Linked DNA regions of Homo sapiens: region 1 is linked to region 2. A link is a contact called in ENCODE Hi-C data. All regions are on one chromosome and are shown on one strand. The core of a region is the stretch at or near the end of the contact, and the rest is flanking DNA. Distances in the headings are between cores, read along the strand shown.

Region 1 (3,499 bases), core at 456-2,955, 450 kb before region 2:
CCTGTGAGGCTAATGAGGAAGGAACGCTGGAGCCTGGGAAGTTGAGGCTGCAGTGAGCTGTGATCATGTAACTGCACTCCACCTGGGTGACAGAGCCAGACCCAGTCTCAAAAATAAATATATAAATAAATATATTTTTTAAGAAAAACAGTGAAGGCCTGTGTTCCTGATGGAACAGTGAACCTAACCAAGAAACAGTTGTTAATTTATTCATTCACCCATTCAACTGACATGTATTGAGAGTCACACTGTTCAGATGCAGGACACAAGAAGGCTGATGTCCAGTGACTACTTTGCAGTCAGGCCAGCTGAGGGTTTACAGATGGGCATCCCTTCTGATGGGTTGGAGTCTATGCCAGACCTGTTGTTAAATAATTTGGATACCACCACTAGATATAGTAATAAACAAGTTCCTGCCCTTGGGGCCTTATACTTTCATGAGGGGAGAGAGCTGATTTAAAGTCAGGCAGTGGTAAGAGCCATAATACCAATAGGACAGGGTGATGTGATGAAGGTGCATTAGGCATGGTAATCCTGAAAGGCTTTTCTGAAGAGGTGATATTTAAGCTGGCATCTAACATCAGGAGGGAGCCGGCCTCTGCAAGAAGGGCATCTCATGGAGAGGGAACAGCCACTGCGAGGGTCTGAGGTGGGAATAAGGCTGGTGTGTTTGAGACAGAAGGAAGTTCAGTGTGACTGGAGCACAGAGGGTGCGGGAAAGACAGGGGTACACAGGAGGAGTGGGGAGGGTGTGGCTGATTCACACAGGGCTCTGAAAGTGTTTGAAATTTCCTCTAAGTTTCAAGGAAACCATCGGAGGGTCTTAAACAAGGAGTGACATGATAGGATTTATGTTCCTAGATGATCACGTGGGTTGCAGTGTGGAGAATGGATTCTAAGGGGGCAAGACTGGATGCAGGGAGACTTGCTGGGAAGTTTTATAGTCATCTGGAGACTGTGACATGGACTGTGGAGACAGCCATGGTGATGGAGTGAAGTGGATTGCTTTGGGCTATATATTGGGTATGGAGTTGACAGCTGATTTGGACATATTGGAAAGGGAGAGGAATTGTGTTTGCCTCCGAGTTTTCGGGCCTGAGCAGTGAAGATGGAGAAGAGCAGGAAAGAGCAGGTTTTTCTGTGTCAGATAAGTTAAGTTTGAGATGCCTGTTAGATGAGTAAGTCAATGTGCTTTTATGTGCAAGACTTGTGGTATAAAAAGTAAACTACATAGATAACATGAAGAATCTCAGTCACATGATTGTAAAGGATTTCTTAAGGCTATTGCTGTGTAAGTGTGATAACATGTCAACACTCAGGGAAACTCTAAGGTGGTTATTAATTTTGGAGGCTATGATGTGCGCAGGAGAGTAGTAGAAGAGATACAGGAGAAGCTGGTGAGAGCCAGCTCATGAGAAGCCTCGTAAGGAGATGATGGGGGAACTACTGAAAAGATTTGAATGAAGAATGATGTGACCACATTGAGTGTTTTAAAAATCATTGTGAATGCAATATGCAGGAAAGATTGGAGGGACGTGAGGCTGGAGTCAGAGTGAACAAGGAAGATTTATTGCCATTGGTCCAGGTGATGGATGACAAAAGCTGGAACTCAGCTGATGACCACACAGAGGAAGCAGAGTGAGCAGATGCAAAAGATTTTCAAAAGACAGATGTGACTGTATTCGGGGATCTTTTGGCTGTGAGTGTGACAGTTTTCAGCGTGGGCGCCTGGGTAGATGCTGGGGCAATCAAATGAGATCCAGAGCATAGGTCCATGAGGACAGGGGTGGATCTTATTCTATTCTGTTTTTCTGGTGCCAACCCTTGTGCCCGTTTTCACTCTGAGGAGCTGATTGGCTTTAGCCTTTCCACTAAGTTCTTCCTCATTCAAGAAAGCCTTGTTCAATGAATTAGCCGAGAGCTAAATGGGATACCTGGGGCAACAGCAACATTTAAGAAGGCATTAAAGAGACTTGGTAGGTGTTAGGGGAACCAGAAACCTGGAGAACCAGGAACCAGCAGAATGGAAAGTGAAGAAATGGTCAACAGCCGTACTGAATGCCAAGGGAAGGTCAAATGAGACAGGGATTTACAAGTGTTCTTCAGGTTAAGGCAGCAGCAGTGTTAACCAGAGCAGCTTCAGTGGTGCAGCGAAGGTGGAAGCCAGGCAGTGGTGGGTGGAGGAATGAACAGGACAGGAAGTGGAAAATACTTGGCTGAAAAACTTGTGGGCAGTGTGGACAGAGTTGGGAGTTTTCTCACTCGTTTCTCAGTTTTCTCTGTGAATTAGGAGGAAGCAGATAGTCTACTGAAGCTGAAGGAAGCCATGTGGAAGATTTAAAGTCAGCAGTCAGTTGAAAAAAAGAGTTTTAGAAAACTCAACTTTGAGAAGTAGAAAACTTTGATAGAGACTTGAGTTTGACCTTGAGTTAGCCAAAGTGCAGAGACATGAAGTCTTCTACTTGAGGTCATAGAATATGTCTCTGTCTGAACTCAGAATTAATCCTGGGGGGAAGAGGGTACACTTGAATGCCTCTGCTCTTGATTTTGAGCTTGGTACCTTTGGACTTCGGTTTCATTTAGTATTCCAGGTCAGGTCAGTTTGTTGTTTTCCGTTTATAGGGTTGATTCACTTTAGCACTTCCAGTAAACACAGAATAGCTTGCATTTGGACTTCTATCCACTGCTGACACCAGTAGAGGCTGGGAGGCTGTTAGGCATTCTAAGTGCGGCCCTTCAGAAAGAGACGTTACACTCTTGTTTCTTCTGATAGATGTTGGTAGCTGTCCAGAGAAAAGTTAAAGTTCCCATTGCTTTTTCCAGAAAGAGTAATGGGGAGCCCTTGTGTTCCAGCCAACAATCCCTCTTCTCAATAAAACAAATAGGTTCTAATGCTGGCAGCGTTCGAAGCTGTTGCTGAGAACATAAAGGCTGCTCTGTCTCACTCCGTGGTAAATATACAGCAAACATTTAACTCATTACTAGATAAATCACACTGAGATGACTCAGAAGAAGATGTGTCTGGTACCGGCTTTTAATTTTTTTTTAACCTTGATGAATATATTTCTCCTTTCTTGACTAATTCATTCGCCAATACTTAACTAAATGTATTTAACAACAGCAATTTAAACAAGGCAACTAATGAGAGAGATGAATTGTTTAAGGAAAATATGTGGCAGAGATTCTTCATGCTCACCCAGTGGTCAGGTGTCCCTCTCCCTTTCCAAGCCTTCATGGGCCAGGTGGGTCTTGGACAATTCTGGCCAATGGGAAAATGGACAGGAGTGAGATGAACATTTCTAGGTAGGCCTGGCACTGAAAATCTTCCTGTGGATCCTCTAGCTCTCTTTTCCCTTCTATGATGATCATGGAGACCATGTGCTGTAGTTGGAATATATTTAAGATGGAGGAGGGCCGCCCAATTTGTATCAGGCACTATGTGATCAAGAAGTAAGTCTTTATTGCATTAAGCCATTGAGATTTCTTTTTTTTAGAAAAC
Region 2 (3,314 bases), core at 191-2,690:
TCTCCCCTAAGCTTCTTAGGAACTTGGCAGTGTGGTAGATGGAGGGAGGCGGAGCAGAAGGCAGGGTGCTGTTTGTTGTGATCTGCCCATGGCTTACTGGCTGTGTTCTGAGCAGAGAGGGCGTCTCAGGGGACCCATCAACCCACATCGACGTGGCTCCCAGAACTTGGCCGCACGTGCTTGGAGGAGCTGAAGCAGGGTTCCAGCCAGCCCGCTGGGGGCCTTGAAGTAAGGCTCTGTTGCACTCCTGCTAACACCCTCAGAAAAGCGGTGGGAGGAGCAGTCATTCTCAAATACCACAGCTTCGAAGAGGATCCCTTCTGACAGTAACATACCACTGCACAAAGCAGGCTCACTGAGGGAACTGGAAAACTGTTCAGTTCTGTGGCTTTTACGGGCCATGTAGACAGAGGAAGGGGGCTAAGATGTGTAAGGGAATCAAAACCATTTCATTTCTCTTTGTGCTTACTGGCCAGCCGTGTCTCCTCTTCTGTGACTGCTCCTGTACTCTGCCCATTTATCTCGTGAGTTGGTTTATCTTTTTCTCATTGATAAACTGAACTTTTAAAGACCTGCATATTAGTTCTATTTCCTGGGGAGATGTTTGTGGTTTTTTTTTGTTTTGTTTTGTTTTGTTTTGTTTTGTTTTGCTATGGTTATGGGGTGTTACTGTTGAGCTTTCACTTTAATATAGTTTTTTTTTTCTTTGTGGTTTTTACTTTCTGTGTCTTCAAATGACTTCTGATGAGAAAGTACTGGTAAACAGACCTATTTGTCTGGACAAGATTTATGTGTGTAGCAGAGCAGGGTAGACATAATAGTCATTTTAGTATCTTCAATTATTTGAAGACTATAAAGTCCAATAGACAAGCCTATATAGCTTCCAGAAGAACAGCAAAAAATGGATGGAGGCTAGAAAGGAGTAGCTCACCACACTGTGAAGAACCCTCTTACCCACTGGAGCTGCCCACAGTGAAATGGGATGGTCAGTAGCAGGCAACCGGGAGGAGGCTGTGCAAATCCTCATCAACAACACAGCTTTCACCTATCACATAGTGAGACTCTAAACTCTGGAAACCCATGTCTTACTCTGCTTCTTCTCTCTTAGGACTTCCTGGGGACATTCTGCTTCCCCTAATTTCTAGAGCAAGTTCTGGCGGAGGTGGAGGAAACGCACTGCTGATTTTAATTTTAGAAAAAATTTAACTATGATTAAGACTCAGAAAATGACAACGATGGCCTAAAATGTTTTTGTGTATTCTACTTGCCTTGGTCACTTGACTTCTGCAATTTTTAAAATAAGTGTTTGGGTCCAAAGAAAATAGCCTTATATTTGTTTCAGTTGCTACAATTATATGACCTCTTGTCTCTTTCAGCACATGATTTGAAGAACAGCAGAGATCTTAGAACGATCTACTTCAGTGATTCTCAAGAGAAAAGAAACACTCTCCCCTGGGAGTGCACAGAAAAATTACCTCAGGGACTTTTTTTTTTTTTTTTTTTTTTTTGAGACAGAGTCTCGCTCTGTCGCCCAGGCTGGAGTACAGTGGTGCGATCTTGTCTCACTGCAAGCTCCACCTCCCGGGTTCACACCATTCTCCTGCCTCAGCCTCCCGAGTAGCTGGGGCTACAAGCGCCCACCACCATGCCCGGCTAATTTTTTGTATTTTTAGTACAGACGGGGTTTCACCGTGTTAGCCAGGACGGTCTCGATCTCCTCACCTTGTGATCCGTCCGCCTCGGCCTCCCAGGGAGCTGGGATTACAGGCGTGAACCACCGCGTACGCCGCATTCTTTTATTTTTTTATTTTTATTTATTTATTTATTTTGGGATGGAGTCTCGCTCTGTCGCCCGGGCTGGAGTGCAGTGGTGCGATCTCGGCTCACTGCAAGCTCCGCCTCCTGGGTTCATGACATTCTCCTGCCTCAGCCTCCCTAGTAGCTGGGACTACAGGCGCCCGCGACCACGCCCGGCTAATTTTTTTGTATTTTTTAGTAGAGACGGGGTTTCACCATGTTAGCCAGGATGGTCTCGATCTCCTGACCTCGTGATCCACCCACCTCGGCCTCCCAAAGTGCTGGGATTACAGGCGTGAGCTCAGGGACTTTTTTAAAAGGACTTCCAATGCCATGCCCTTTCTCCCTCTCCTGGCCACTGAGATGTATTCCCATAGGGACAGTCAAGACCCTATGGAAACACTGCTATGGATGAGGGTCCTAAGGAACGGAAACAGCTGAGAATCATGGATCTAATGAAACTCCTTCATTGTAGAGATGAAGACACTGAAGCCTTGGAGGCTCACATGACTTAACACCGACAACTGACTTATTGTCGGGTCACCCTGCACACCCAGGCCTAGTGCCCCCTCCATCCAGCCGCATGGCTCTGCCTGACGGTTCTGTTTATCCAATGGGAAGGCATTCATGTCAAACAGCCTTTGTGTTAAAGCAGGAAGCTCTGTGCTGGATGACAAGGTCAGGGTTTTTAAGGTCCCCAAACAAAATACAACTTTCTACGAAATAATGTAAAATCAGCATTTGCCTTCAACTGCTCAAGGAACTGGGTGATTGGCCATGCCAGATGGTATGGCTCTCACTTGCCGCAACACCTACTGGAGGCTAACAGAGCAAGGCAACACAGAGAGGCTGAGCTTGGGAAACAAGCAAGTGAAGACACAAGATCTGCTTCTGCGGTTCACTGCTCTTGCTCTGACTGTCAATGAGAGGGAAGTGGGAACTGAGAAAAGAAAGTGGGCGTACTACTGGACGTGGTAGTTTCGTCATGAATGGGGGAAGTTCTGGGAGCAGGCACAGTGTATGCCTGGCATTGTGATTATTTCTGAAAGGATGTATCTTATGGATCACTAGTGCAATCCTAGAACAGCTGGCTATCCCAGAGAGTAAGCGCCAGCATACTCCCTCCACACAGCTATTTTTATTTTGTGAATGCAGGAACAAAAAAAGTAGTGTGGATAAATTCAAAACAGAGGAAATCAGGCTGTGCAAAAAATGTGTCATTTAAAGACTATCTCCAGGAAGCAGAAGAGAAGAAGCAGGAAGGGGTACATATATGTAATTAGTGGGATGGATGAATTACCGGAACTTGTCAGGTGTTGAAGAGCCCTTGCCAAATACTAGTGAAGTAATTGTGTATTTCTAGGTTTGATTGCTTCTTTCAATTGGAAGTCAGGTTATCAGTGAATCTGTATACTCCCCCAGCTGTGTTCTGATATGAGTGTGTGTGTACACTCATATGTGTATGTGTGCTAAATGAAGAGGGAGTTAAAGGGAAGCAAAGAACAAGCTGAGAAAAT

Evidence for each region. Hi-C counts contacts between places; a loop is a spot of excess contacts on that map. Pooled maps may share reads with other maps.
Region 1: a map with no recorded cell type shows a loop between it and region 2 (5-fold over the local background). The contact joins two enhancer-like sites. A Hi-C loop is called at or near these places in 10 of 37 single-sample maps with no recorded cell type and 9 of 50 pooled maps.

The regions. Positions count from the first base shown.
Region 1 is chr6:149,211,782-149,215,280 of GRCh38, reverse strand. No RefSeq gene overlaps it. Among named protein-coding and RNA genes, the nearest start is that of TAB2-AS1, 44 kb to the left of the region's middle. RefSeq lists an enhancer at 2,070-2,189. Within about 2 kb of position 1,705, at least 2 of the 41 ENCODE cell types and tissues checked have a DNase peak (open chromatin) inside an H3K27ac peak, as active enhancers do.
Region 2 is chr6:148,758,042-148,761,355 of GRCh38, reverse strand. The region is part of intron 1 of UST (uronyl 2-sulfotransferase); the gene reads right to left. It overlaps LOC107986659 (a long non-coding RNA gene), which reads left to right. Exons shown (of 2, transcript XR_001744408.2): 1 at 1-524; 2 at 1,377-3,314. Among named protein-coding and RNA genes, the nearest start is that of UST, 13 kb to the right of the region's middle. RefSeq lists an enhancer at 1-638. Within about 2 kb of position 1,440, at least 10 of the 41 ENCODE cell types and tissues checked have a DNase peak (open chromatin) inside an H3K27ac peak, as active enhancers do.